Regions from separate parts of the Homo sapiens genome. Here regions 1 and 3 are each linked to region 2. A link is a contact called in ENCODE Hi-C or POLR2A ChIA-PET data. All regions are on one chromosome and are shown on one strand. The core of a region is the stretch at or near the end of the contact, and the rest is flanking DNA. Distances in the headings are between cores, read along the strand shown.

What was found. A loop is a pair of places that touch in the nucleus more often than their neighbours do. ChIA-PET counts read pairs that join two places held with the same protein, here RNA polymerase II (POLR2A). Pooled maps may share reads with other maps.
Region 1: a loop to region 2 is called in a pooled map, with 2.6 times the contacts of the local background. The contact joins the enhancer-like site here to the promoter of SLC4A7 in region 2. A Hi-C loop is called at or near these places in 4 of 50 pooled maps.
Region 3: a map of CD8-positive, alpha-beta T cell shows a loop between it and region 2 (4-fold over the local background). The contact joins the enhancer-like site here to the promoter of SLC4A7 in region 2. A Hi-C loop is called at or near these places in 2 of 168 maps with a recorded cell type or tissue (CD8-positive, alpha-beta T cell and IMR-90), 2 of 37 single-sample maps with no recorded cell type and 16 of 50 pooled maps. POLR2A ChIA-PET finds 5 or more read pairs at or near these places in 4 of 52 experiments (H1, activated CD4-positive, alpha-beta T cell, activated T-cell and 1 more).

What each region holds. Positions count from the first base shown.
Region 1 is chr3:28,292,269-28,296,698 of GRCh38, reverse strand. All of the region lies in intron 2 of CMC1 (C-X9-C motif containing 1), which reads right to left. Among named protein-coding and RNA genes, the nearest start is that of CMC1, 53 kb to the right of the region's middle. Within about 2 kb of position 1,603, at least 2 of the 41 ENCODE cell types and tissues checked have a DNase peak (open chromatin) inside an H3K27ac peak, as active enhancers do.
Region 2 is chr3:27,481,924-27,485,841 of GRCh38, reverse strand. It overlaps SLC4A7 (solute carrier family 4 member 7), which reads left to right and starts at 1,458. Exons shown (of 26, transcript NM_001321103.2): 1 at 1,458-1,775. The coding sequence starts at 1,716. RefSeq lists enhancers at 800-929, 1,408-2,184, 2,200-2,259, 2,290-2,499, 2,660-2,719 and silencers at 1,060-1,539, 1,570-1,929, 1,960-2,029.
Region 3 is chr3:28,325,201-28,329,612 of GRCh38, reverse strand. AZI2 (5-azacytidine induced 2) reads left to right here. Exons shown (of 8, transcript NM_022461.5): 7 at 2,663-2,781. Among named protein-coding and RNA genes, the nearest start is that of ZCWPW2, 21 kb to the left of the region's middle. Within about 2 kb of position 2,997, at least 3 of the 41 ENCODE cell types and tissues checked have a DNase peak (open chromatin) inside an H3K27ac peak, as active enhancers do; they include CD8-positive, alpha-beta T cell, where a contact is called at or near this core.

The sequences.
Region 1 (4,430 bases), core at 354-2,853, 810 kb before region 2:
ACATTTTTAAATAAGAATTTACTTGTGTTCTACATTTTATTAGTTTAACATTTATTAAAATAATAAAAATAATAAGACACAGCTCATCTCAGGATCTGGAAATCCTGTTATGAAAACAAAAGAAAGTAAAGAAAGTGGCTGTCACAGTCTTATTTGTTAAATTCCACAAAGAATATTTTTAATTTTAAAACAGAATGTCAACAGGGTTGACTGAAATAAAGAGAAATAAATTAATGCTAAATAATTACTAAGGAAGTTTTATTTATGGAAATGAATAATTCAGTGTTTTAGAAAGTAAATTCAAGCAGCAGCTGCTTTGCTGACATTAAGCTAAAAAGAGCTTCCTCAAAAATGTATAAACTTTAAAACTAAAGAATCATATTTTTTTAATGTCAAACAGGAAGTTATTTCCTAAGTCATCTGGTTTTAGTATAAAATATTACATGGTTACAATGGTGATCAACAAACCATTTAAGGAGTCTCAGCATTACATTTTTTCATAGGAAGTATCTGTCACATTCTAGTTTACTGAATATATGCATAATTCCTGGCCTGTTTAGTCTTACAACAGCTGGGGGAAGAGAGTAATTCAGATTTCTAACAATCTGTTCATATGTATGTGTACTCAGGGTTGTATTTTAAACTGTATTTCTTACTATGGACCAGGTGAAAAGAAACTGAAAGTAACTGGTTTAGGGCATGAAAATTCTTATTCTATATAATAGGAGAAATATAACCCAGATGATACAGTTGACCCTTGAACAACATGGGTTTGAGTTGCACAGGTCCACTTATACATGGGTTTTTCCCCCCCAATAAATACCATTCCTTATCTGTGGGTTCCATATCCACAGCCAAACACAGATAAAAAATACAGTATTCATGGGATTTAGGTTTTGGCTTCCTGGAGAAGGACGGGCATCCTGTAACTAATCCCCTGTGGATACCGAGGGAAACTGTATATTCTTAATTCATTCTTTTGTTAAATATTTACTGAACATTTCTATGTACCAAGCCTGTTTTAGGTTCTAGGGATATATGAGTAAAACAAACCAGGATCTCTTATTCTAAAAGGAGTATTGAGCAGTATGTTACAATGTGGTAAGAGTTACAGAAAAAGAGAGAGAAGTTAAGGGGTGTAGGAAGTTATAGGAGGAAGGACCTAGTAGGTTACATTTTCAGTAGGGTCATCCAGGTAGGCCCCTCTAAGGAGATTTTTGGGGAAAAACTTAAAGGAAGTAAATAAATCAGTAACATAGTTTTTATAGCCAGTGATGTGATACCGATACTGAAGTTTCTAATTCTATACAAGACATATTTTTTAAATATTTTCAAGGAAAATGGGCATGAAGAAAAAAATAACTGTAGATAAGAATAAATTTTCATACGAATTCCTAAACACAACATGGGTAAGGTAGCCTAGTCTAAAGAGAAGGCATAGCTACTAACGCTAATGTAAAAGTACCTAAGTTACTCTTGTGGGAATCAGACAGGGCTTAATTTCACAATGTCACTAAAATGAAAGTAAAGGCTAAGGAGACAAAAGACATACATTAAAAATGGCTTACACACTTAAGAGTAAAAACGAGCTCACGTTAAAATGAGTCTGTTAGAAAAACATTATTCACTAAAGGTATTTCTGGGGTAGCACAGCGTGAACACTGCATTCTTTGCTCCTTCCTGTCTACAGATTGTTTTGTTTTGTTTTAAAAAAAATAACAATAATGATCAGCACTGTAAACTAAGCATCTCTGTAACTTCTCTATGGGTAACAAAGAAAGAAGGGTTCAGTTAATACCCAAAGCCTGAGTTCTAATATAACTAGTTCTGAGTAATAGGCAACCCGAATCCTGTCTGATGTTTTAGAATGACAAATCTAGAAGGAGTCATATCAAAATGCACTAAGAACCTAAGTCTTCTATTTTACCCAACTCAATGAACACAAACAAATTTCCTAAAGCGAAAATGGAAAAAATAAAGAACCACAAGTTAAAAAGATTTTTTTAATTCATAAAAATGACTGAAATACAGCAAATTTAGGATTTCTGGTATTATTACTTTATGTTGACTTTAACTTGCCTACATGAGTTTCCATTAGCTTTTTAACTCATGACTAAAGCATTTTATTTTTATGTAATATAAGCAAATTAATAAACTTCTGGTACTCACTACTATTTATGTAGCTATATAAGTTCGTCCACTTAGTTTGGAAAATTCTCCCAAATCCATCTAACATCTGCAATGTTTCACAAAAATTTACTTGTCCTGTATTGTAAAAGAGAAAAATTTATTTCACATGACAAAAAGGAAATACTACCCCCAAATTTTGCTACTTAACAATAATACAATTCGCAACTTTAGAAGCCTATTCCGTAAGAAAATAAAGCAATTATAAAAAATTTTTTCATATCAAGGGGGGGTAAATTTTGTATACATAACCACTGAGTAAGGTTCTCCTGACTGCAATTCATTTATGTAATTTTTTTGACAGAGCTCACTTACATTATTGCTCCACAGTTATGTATCATTAATAGGCATACATGAAGTTATAGTAGAACAGATGATCCTGTTACAGCACTTTCTACATAACCAGACATTAATATGTTAAAGGCCATTTTACAAAAATCACTGCCTTCATATTTACTCTAACCAATTAAAATGAGTTCTTCGAAAATAGCAATTATTCTCTTCTTTTATTTGAAATCCATATAGTTCAAATTTAATGCTATATGTAAAATATAAAAGGTCTTAGGAAGACAGTTAACAAAGATTTTACAGAACTACACAGGTTTTCAAGTTAAAAAAAAGAATACTTTTAGCCAGGCATGGTGTCTCATGCCTGTAATCCCAACATTTTGGGAGGCTGAGGCAGTCGGATCGCTTGAGCTCAGGAGTCTGAGACCAGCCTGGCCAACATGGTGAAACTCGGTCTCTACTAAAAATACAAAAATTCGCCAGGCATGGTGGTGGATATCTGTAATCCCAGCTACTTAGGAGGCTGAGGCAGAAAAACCACTTGAATCCAGGAGGCAGAGGCTGCAGTGAGCCGAGAGCACACTACTGCACCCCAGGATAGGTGACAGAGCAAGACTCCATCTCAAAAAAAGAAAGAATATTTTTAAAAGACTGTGTGTTTTGTTTTAAAATCTAGAACATAAGCCTCAAAAGCAAATTTTCGTTAAAGATGAGTATCTTCTTGATATCTTACAACCATCTACCTCAAACTTAATGTGTCCTGGTTCACTGTTTCTTACAAATCATTTGAAATCAAACTCCTGGCATCATCATGCTTCTCTTCAGTGGTTTTCTCTTCAATTACCAAGTTCTGCCAAAGTTCCCTTTGATGCTTCCCATTCTGTCACCTCCCCAGCCACTCGAAAAAAAAAAAAAAGTCCCTCTATTTGTAGCTTAATCAAATGGAAAGCTTCTCTTTTCTCTAATATCAACTCCTCCATCCAGCTTGAGCCCATACACAGAACAACCACAGTCTTTAATCTCTCATGTCACCCAGGCAGACACGGGGAAGAAAACAGAACTATATGAAATTAAAAGGATGCAAAGTAATAGAACTACTGCACTTAACGTTCCCACAAAATTACTATTTAGAGATGTATAGGAAATCATTAAAGGTATGTTTAGCATATATAGATACAAGAGAGAACTGATTGGAGATTCAAAATACTCTCAATAGTATGGACAACCAGAGCAAAAAAATGTTTAAAGGTAAAATTTACCTGGATACATGCGAATTCCTACATTTAAGTTAAAAATACTTTCACATTTTAGAATAGAATGACGTTTGATAAATTCAATGTGAATCAACAATTTGATGAAGTACAACAGAACAACTAAACCAATCTTAATTATCAGTGTCGCAATCACAACTGCAAGGAGCTCACAGCACATCTATGTTCATTTCTGGAGACCACATTTTTAGACGAATCTTGACAAATAAGTACATTCCTACAGAAAGGCAATAAAGAGATTAAGGGGTCTTTTTAAAAACCATAATGTATACAAACATCCTATTATATACTAACCACATCTTAGAAATCTACCTAAGGCATCTATGGGAAAATAGAAAATATTTAAATTTATCCAGAAAAGAAAATTCAAGAAAGGGAATGAGACTATCATCACTAAAGTAAGCTGAAGTAAAAACCCAGGTGACCTTAAATATAAGAGCTTAGGCTTGATCATAAGCAGTGGGGAATGACATGAACTAAAATGATCAATTGAAAAAGCTTTACCTAGCAACAACGTTTAGGATAAGGGTAAAATCAGGGAAGAAGGAGAAAAAGAAATTTTCTAGATAGAAAAAACTAGTCTTCATGCTAATAAAATAATTGAAAAGATATTGAAGACAGTTTTGGGTAAAACTGCAAGATATTGTAAGCTCTTAAACTCTTCCTCAATATTCTATAAGATAA
Region 2 (3,918 bases), core at 209-2,708:
TTTTTATTTTATTTTTTATTTTTTTGAGACAGGGTCTAGCTCTGTCACCCAGGCTGGAGTGCAGTGGCGTGATCTCAGCTCACTGCAACCTCTGCCTCCTGGGTTCAAGCGATTCTCCTGCCTCAGCCTCCTGAGTAGCTGGGATTACAGGTGCCTGCCACCATGCCTGGCTAATTTTTGTATTTTTAGTAGACACGGGGTTTCGTCATGTTGGTCAGGCTGGTCTCGAACTCCTGATCTCAGGTGATCCGCCCGCCTCGGCCTCCCAAACTGCTGTAATTACAGGCGTAAGCCACCGCGCCCGGCCAAATTTCTCATCTTTATGAAACACTCAAGAGAAACCTGTTAACAATAATGAAAATTATCAGCATGCTATGTGCCAGGCACTTTTATGAATATAAATCCCCTTAATCCTTCAATGAGCCTGCATGGCAGGTATTACAATCATCCCGTTACAGAAGGGATATTTGAGAGACGGCCTACAGGGTGGACTCAATAATGTGGCAGCTGGCCGGGTGTGGTGGCTCATGCCTGTAATCCCAGCACTTTGGGAGGCTGAGGCTGGTGGATCACCTTAGCTCAGGAGTTCGAGACCAGCCTAACCAACATGGTGAAACCCCGTCTCTACTAAAAATACAAAAAGTTGCCGGGCGTGGTGGCGCGCGTCTGTAGTCCCAGCTACTCAGGAGGCTGAGGCAGGAGAATAGCTTGAACCCAGGCAGCGGAGGTTGCAGTGAGCCGAGATCATGCCATTGCACTCCAACCTGGGCTGGTGCAAGACTCTGTCTCAAAAAAAAAAAAAAAAAAAAAAAAAGTGGCAGCTGTCGTGGTGCTCAGTGGGCGAGCAAGCACAGGAGGACACCTGGTCAAGTGTACCCCATCTTTCACGGTCCCTGAGTTGGGGTTCGTGCCTACTGGATTGACAGAAAAGAAACTTCCAGGAGTCGTGAAGACTCGTTAGTTGCTTCGGAGGGTTATCCTGGGCGTCCTTGACAGAGGTGGCGTCCTCCTTCCCTGCAGCCTCTAAAGAATGTAGTTAGGAGCCAAGGGAGGTGGTGACCCCCCACCCCATTGAGAACGTCAGGGGAGCTTCCGACTTGAAAAACTAGTTAGACGCTCAGCTTCGGTCAATTAAGCTTATACAAAGAGGGGCGGTGCGTCCTGAGGAGGTGGCACGGGGGAGGCGAGCGGAAGTCCGCCAGCCGCCGATTGGCTGGGACAAATGTCCGTCCCGCCTCCCTCCCGCCCCATCTCCCGGTGGCCTAGCGGCGCGGCCCGCGGGCGCGCTGAGGAGGCTGGCGGTGCCAGACTGGCAGGGGGCGTGACCCGAGGAGGCGGGGCGGGGGGGCGTGTCTTGCCTGGCCCCGGCGCCGGGCTCGTCACGGTTTGCGGCTCCGCCCCCGAACCCCTCCTCCTACGCGGCTCTCCTCCTTCCCGCTCGGTCCGCCGGTTCGCTCAGTTCTAGCTTCAGGTTCCACGCCGCGGCCTCGCTCTCCTACTAAAGCCAGCCCAGCAGTCGCAGCGCGCACACGCACGCCCCGCGTCTCCCGCGCCCGGCGCCCGGCTCTCCCCACGCGCGCACACCTCGCGCACGGACGCACCCACGTTTGTCCTCGCGCGCCGGGGGCTCGGCGGCGGCGGCAGGGGCAGCGGCAGAAGCAGGCAGACCGCGCGGGGCAGTACCGTAGCGGCCGTCACGGGCTGGCCGGCCGGCCATGGAGGCTGATGGGGCCGGCGAGCAGATGAGACCGCTACTCACCCGGGTAACGAGCAGGGTGAGGGCGCCGCGGCGGTGGGGCTCCTCCGCAGGGGGAGGGCGCGGGGCGAGGCAGACAAAGGCGGGGGGCGCGGCGGGCGTCGCGGCTCGGCCACCTCGTCCCAGGCCCGTCGCCCCTCCACCTCCCGGCGGCCGGCGCGCCTCGCCATCCCCTTTGTGTGGCGGCCTGGGGCGCGGGTGGGAGGGGGCCAGCGGCTGCGCTCGGGAGGCCCGAGTCGGGGCGGCCGGCGGCGCGCCGCGGGCATCCTCTGCGCGGCTCAGGCGGGACCCCGACATCCCCGCAGAGGCCGCCTGTGACCCCGACCATCCATCCCTTCCCTCAGCGCTCGCCTCCCCTGTTTCTTAGCGCGCTCCCCAGGCGGGGTCCCGGTTCCGGTTGCCTTGGCGCAGGAGTTTCAGATTAGCCCTCGAAAACCTATCTTTCTTCTCCTTCTAAGGAGGACGGCGGCTCCACCTGTCTCTAGCCCCAGGCAGTGGTGAAGAGCTGGTTGAATCTTTCCCCCTCTTTCCGAGTGTCCCCTCCCGCTCCGCGGTGCGCTTTGTTCGGTGAGTTCTCCGGCCGCGTGGACTGGCCGCGCTCCTTCCCGGCCAAGGCTCTTTCGCTGTTGCCTGCCGGGTCCGCCTTCTCCACTGGCTGGGACCCGGGGAGTATCCTCCTGCCGCAGGCCAAGTAGAAGGAGGAGGGTGTCCTGAGCTGTCTGGTGCTCCTTCTCTAACTCAGCTAGCAAGATCGCGTTTCCTACTGAGACTGGCTTTGATTTCAGGGTTAGAAGAGAATGGGGATGGACTTAAGGCCGGTGTTCCCATTTGTGATGATGGGTGAACGGCCCATGCTCAAGAAGCGGACTTCCTGCTTTCTTTAGAGCACATGCGTCCCCGCAGTTGTCTCTTTCTCCTTTCCAAGTTCGTGACTCAAAGGAGATGGAAGTATTCTAAATTTTCCTACTTCTAATTTTTACTATGCAACCAGCAAAGGCGGGAAGGTTGCAGGGAAAATTGTCCGGTCTTTCACAACTAAGAGGAAAATTACTTCTCCTATGTTTTTATTCAAGAGTTGTCTTTAAAACTGCCTGCCGGCTTTCCCTTTTAACTTTTAGGATTATAGTTAAGGTTATGGAAAGTAGTCATTCATTAGTTCAGTACGTTCATATAAGTTCTCTAACATAGAAGAAAACTCAGTCACCAGACAGTGAAGTCATTTAGCAGTGGTTATTGGAAGATAATTCACAGTGATGGTAATGGAATACTGGAAACTCATCCTAAATAATCTGTAATTATTATTATTATTATTTTGAGACAGAGTCTCGCTCTGTCGCCCAGGCTGGAATGCAGTGGTGCGATCTCGGCTCACTGCAACCTCCTCCTCCCAGGTTCAACCGATTCTCCCGCCTCAGCCTCCGGAGTAGCAGGAATTACAGGCACGCACCACTATGCCCAGCTAATTTTTTGTATTTTTAGTAGAGACGGGGTTTTGCCATGTTGTCCAGGCTGGTCTGGAACTCCTGACCTCAGGCAATCCACCCGCCTCGGCCTCCCAAAGTGCTAGGATTACAGGCGTGAGCCACCGCGCCTGGCCTTCTGTAATTCTTTGTGTAGCCTTTGAATAAACTGTTTTATAGTACTTTCTCTGTGTATTTCAAGTATGATGTTGTCTGTTCTTAAATTTATTTGCAAATTTTCAATTGAGCAGTAAAGTGCATTCGAGTTTTCACGGAGCTGGATAGAAACTATGGTGTGTTCTCAAATATTGCCTGCCTAGCTAGTAGAGAAAGCATGTGATAAGGCCATTGCCCTCCAAGTTATTCATTCATTCATTGTAATAACACTTATTTAGACTAGTGTTTATGCTATTTAAACTATTATTTACACTATTTACTGTAGTGGCCAACAAGGCAGAACCAACTCCATCCTAATATTTATTTATTTATTTTTGAGACGGAGTTTCGCTCTGTCACCCAGGCTGGAGCGCAATGGCCTGATCTCGCCTCACTGCAACCTCTGCCTCCTGGGTTCAAGTGATTCTTCGGCCTCAGCCTCCCGAGTAGCTGGGATTACAGGCATGTGCCACCATACTCGGCTAATTTTGTATTTTTAGTAGAGATGGGATTTCACTGTTGGTTAGGCTGGTCTCGAACTCCTGA
Region 3 (4,412 bases), core at 1,748-4,247, 840 kb before region 2:
ATTTTTCTTATACAAGGAATAGTTATTTGTGTATTAAAGAGTTCCATATATAGTGTCAATTAAGAAAGCTGGGCTTTTAGCTGTTACACTTTGTAAGCAGGACATGTACTCCCTCCTTCAGTTGTGGACATGCAGGTTTCACTTAAAAGTCAGAGATGTGAAGTTTTATACTGAGAAGTATAAAACTTATAAGATTGTGTTGGCAGTCAGCATATTGTAGGTGCTTGGTAATTGATGATGATATCAAAAATGTTACTCCAAAAGGGCAGTGATCAGTCATTAGACCGGGTTAAGTGAAAGACAGCTTTGAACAGCAACATGGCAGACTGGAGTAGACTTCTCAACCCATTTCCTCGTGTGTAAAATGAGGTTACTCACTTTACCAAGTTGGTGTGACAATGTAGGTGAAGTGCCTAGTATATAATAAGTGCTCAGCCATCATTATTTGTGCTTTATCTGTTTTTAGAGTTCTCATTTGAGAAGTTTCAGTGTAACATTTCAATATTTTAAGTAGTTGTATAAGTTCTTTATAGACAACTATATATATTACTAGCATTTTGCTTGTGTGGCATTTAAAGCAAAACTAAACTTTATACTCCCAGTTGGGGAACTGCGGTGAGGATAGGAAGGTCACAATCTATACATTGTCTTTGAAATACCTAGATAAGAGGTTTAATTGGAAGCCTGCTAAAAATTAGGGATGACAACTTGCCTTTTCCAATATCATTTAAATAATGGTTTAAACATTTTGTTCAAGTAGATAGAATTTAAAATAATTTTTTACACACTTTGAAGATTGTAGCACTTTTAATGTTAACTGTAAAGTGGGAAACACTAACTGCAGTTATTTTCTTATCCACAAGAGGGAGAGCTATACTTAGTAATAATTTTAGATTTGTCTATCTGTAGTTTTAAATTCAGGTTACATTAAGAGCAAAAAACAAGACTACATGTGTATTAAACTCAGTGACCTAGTTTTTAACTAAACCTAAGTTTTAAGCAGTCTTCATTAAATTGAACTGAAAAGTTTTTATTAGGCACTGTAAACGTTACTAGAATTGTTTATTTCCATGCCTAGCTGTGTATTTTAGTACTCAGAACTGTCTTCAGTATTTGCTCTTCTTTTCTCTAAAACAGGCACTGATTTACTGTCTCGCACCAATAATAAACTATTTTTAAGCTGTATTATTCATACCATGACTGAATGAATGAATTAGCACATGTTCAGTGTTTACACTTACTGCTATATAATGTGAGTAACTCTTCGGAAAGCATACTGAATGCCTAGAATTGTACCAAGAAACCAACAACTCTCTTCACACTTAAGACAGGTTCCTATGTGAAACATTCATTGTAGCAAACAACTCAGATGTTTTTTGGTGAAGTAGACATGGTTAATTTTGTGAACTAATTATTTGACACCTATTAAAAACTTGCAAAGAGCTCTGATTTCTAATATACTACAACTTAACAAATGATGTTTACAACAGACTAAAGCAGATTTTTCTGAAAAGCAGTGTAAAGTTTATTGACAAAAAGGTATTTCACCTTACAGAATTCAAAATATTTTATATATTATATATTAAATATAAACTATATTCTGTAATTTGAGATATTAGATTTCAAAAATGTTATCCTTTTGAAGTTTAAGTGTTTATGGCAACACAAAAATTGAAGCATAAGGTGACACGTTTGTCTAGTTTGATTTCTGTACTATTAAAATTACACTAGTATCTAAGGGGTAATAATTTTTTTTTAATGTTATAAGATTTAGTCTTACATTTAATATTTTGTGATATTCCTGTACAACAAAATGAGAATATGTGCTGAAGATTTTAATTTCATTTAGTTGGCAATTAAGCAGCAAAAAAAGAAAATCATGAATGTCTGAATATGAATGTTTAATGGAAAACAAAATCTATAAAAATTAGATTTAAAATCACTAATTATAATTTCTTAGATAATTGAGGTAAAATACTTTTAATTATAAAAACAGGAGAGGCATTTTTGAAGTTTCTATTTCTGTTTCATATAATCTTCCCTCTCTAGCTTCTTTTTCCTTACCAGGAAATCATCTGGCTCTTCATGTCTTGTGCTGTCATGTCACATTGGTTTAGAACCAACATTATGAGACAGCCCAGTCAAACATAAAGAATGTAATGCATGAAACCTAAATTTTATTTTAATGTAGACTTGGATATATATTCAGCAGTTGATATATCATTTCAATTCACAGTGTCAAAACAATCAAAAGATAAATACAAATTGATCCATATTTGAATGAATGTAACTTTACTCTTAATCAGATTTGCAAATAAAGAATGTATTTCTTACTACTTACTAATTAATAGCTGCACATTACAGCCTAAAATGAAATCTCAGTTCTGAGACTCTGCAAGAAGCTCTTATCAGTTATAATTTTATTTTTATTATACCGTTTAATATAATAGTTAATTGCTACATATCAGATGGACAGTGTTATTCTTTCAAGATCTTTTCACTTATTAATGCCCTAGTTAAATATCTTTCAATTGTTTTTTTCAGTTTACATCATCTCAAAACTAATTGGAGCAGAAACTTGATCTGCATATTTCTAAAGTTATTCCCTTTTGTCTAAAAAAGAATGATGAGTATTAACTTTTTGTAAAAAAATTTATTTCAGTGATAATATGCAGCATGCATACTGGGAACTGAAGAGAGAAATGTCTAATTTACATCTGGTGACTCAAGTACAAGCTGAACTACTAAGAAAACTGAAAACCTCAACTGCAATCAAGAAAGGCAAGTCACTGTTTACCGGAAACCACTGATTCCAGCCAAACTGCCTGAAGAGCAACTAGCTGTCATATCTTATCAAAATCTCATCAAATGAGAGATTGATAAGCCAAAGTATATATAGTACATTCGCAGCCTACCCATTCTCTGCTTTGGCTTCAGTCTCATACTGGTCAACTTCACACATAAAGGTGTTGCTGATGTGTTTTTTCTTCAGTACTGTATTCTTTTCCCCTTGTGGCTTTTCTCAGCCAAGTGTTGCTTATGTGTATAAGACTGAGGTGTTAAGTTTGCTCTAGTTGACCTTTTACCACAGCTACTTCATATATTTGAAAAAAAAAAAAAAAAGACACCAAAAGCAAATTTTCATTCCAGTGCTACAGAATACACCAAACACCTAGCTTTTTAGGTTGTTTTGAAAAAGAAAACAAACTTTGATTCATTATTTGGGTTTTTGCATTTCTTATAAGCTTTTCTTTCCATAAAGGATATAGCTGATTACAACGAAGACTAGGTGTTCTCCCCTTATGCCCTTCAACCAAACAAAAATTTTCATTGCTTTGCCTTTCATATTTAACTGCTTGACTGATTTAACTTCTTGAGTTTTGTGTTAACTAGTAGTAGCTACTTTCGCCAAAGCTATTTTTATACCTTGGAGAAAAATCAGTACATTTGTACCTAGTATTACATAACAGGTATATTTCTGAAAAGTTGTGTGATACAAATTTGAATGCCCTAAAATTTACTTTTTAAAAATGAGATAGGACTTTTTATAAAAGATTATCACCATCTAGTTTAAAATTACTTATTTATATTTCACATTGTCTTAAAGAGGACACAAGAGGATTGTGTCATAAATAGTTCTCCTCAGGAGTGTTTATTAGTGAGGAAAAATGTTAAATTTTGGGAAGGAAAATTGAATGTAGAACTCCTTTTCATTTTTAGAGAGTTGGTTACATATAAATCAGGGAAAATAGTATGGTGTTTTAGCAAGTCCAGCTTAATTTTTGGTTCACTTTGTCCTTGAGTTTTCCAGTGGTCAGAGTTATATATGAGACCAAAGGTTGAATGTACAAATAAGATCTCTCTATAAAGGGACTCACAGAGTAATTCTGCATTGAGTTTTCAATGTAGCTTTGTTTACATGATAAATAGAACTACCAAAGAATAATAAAGGAGCAATGCTCTTTTCATACTTGGACATGGCTCATCCTTGTGTTCCTTCCTAGCTGATTAATATTTTTCGGTGCTTTGGAACATAAGTTTTCTAGCACTTTTCCTATGACAGTGGTAGGCTCAAGGTCACCACTCCTTACACAGAACTCATTGCTTTGAGGAGTACAGAGATGAGACTAGAACCACCTTTCTCCTGACCTTTGTATCACCTTTTTTCCAAAGCCAAACACTACACTTCCAGTTCTCCTCCATCCATATCCACCCTCCCAGGAAAAACAATGAACTTATTTTATAATGTCGTTCAATCTGTTTCTTCTAAAATTACATGAAGTCAAGCCTTAGTTACACTTGGCCATCCTTCTTGAGCTAAGGATAAACTTACCTTTCCACACTGGTAGGCTGAGCTGGAGGGAGTGGAGAAACCTGTATTACCAATGTGCTGGCTGTGGTGAAATAATAGC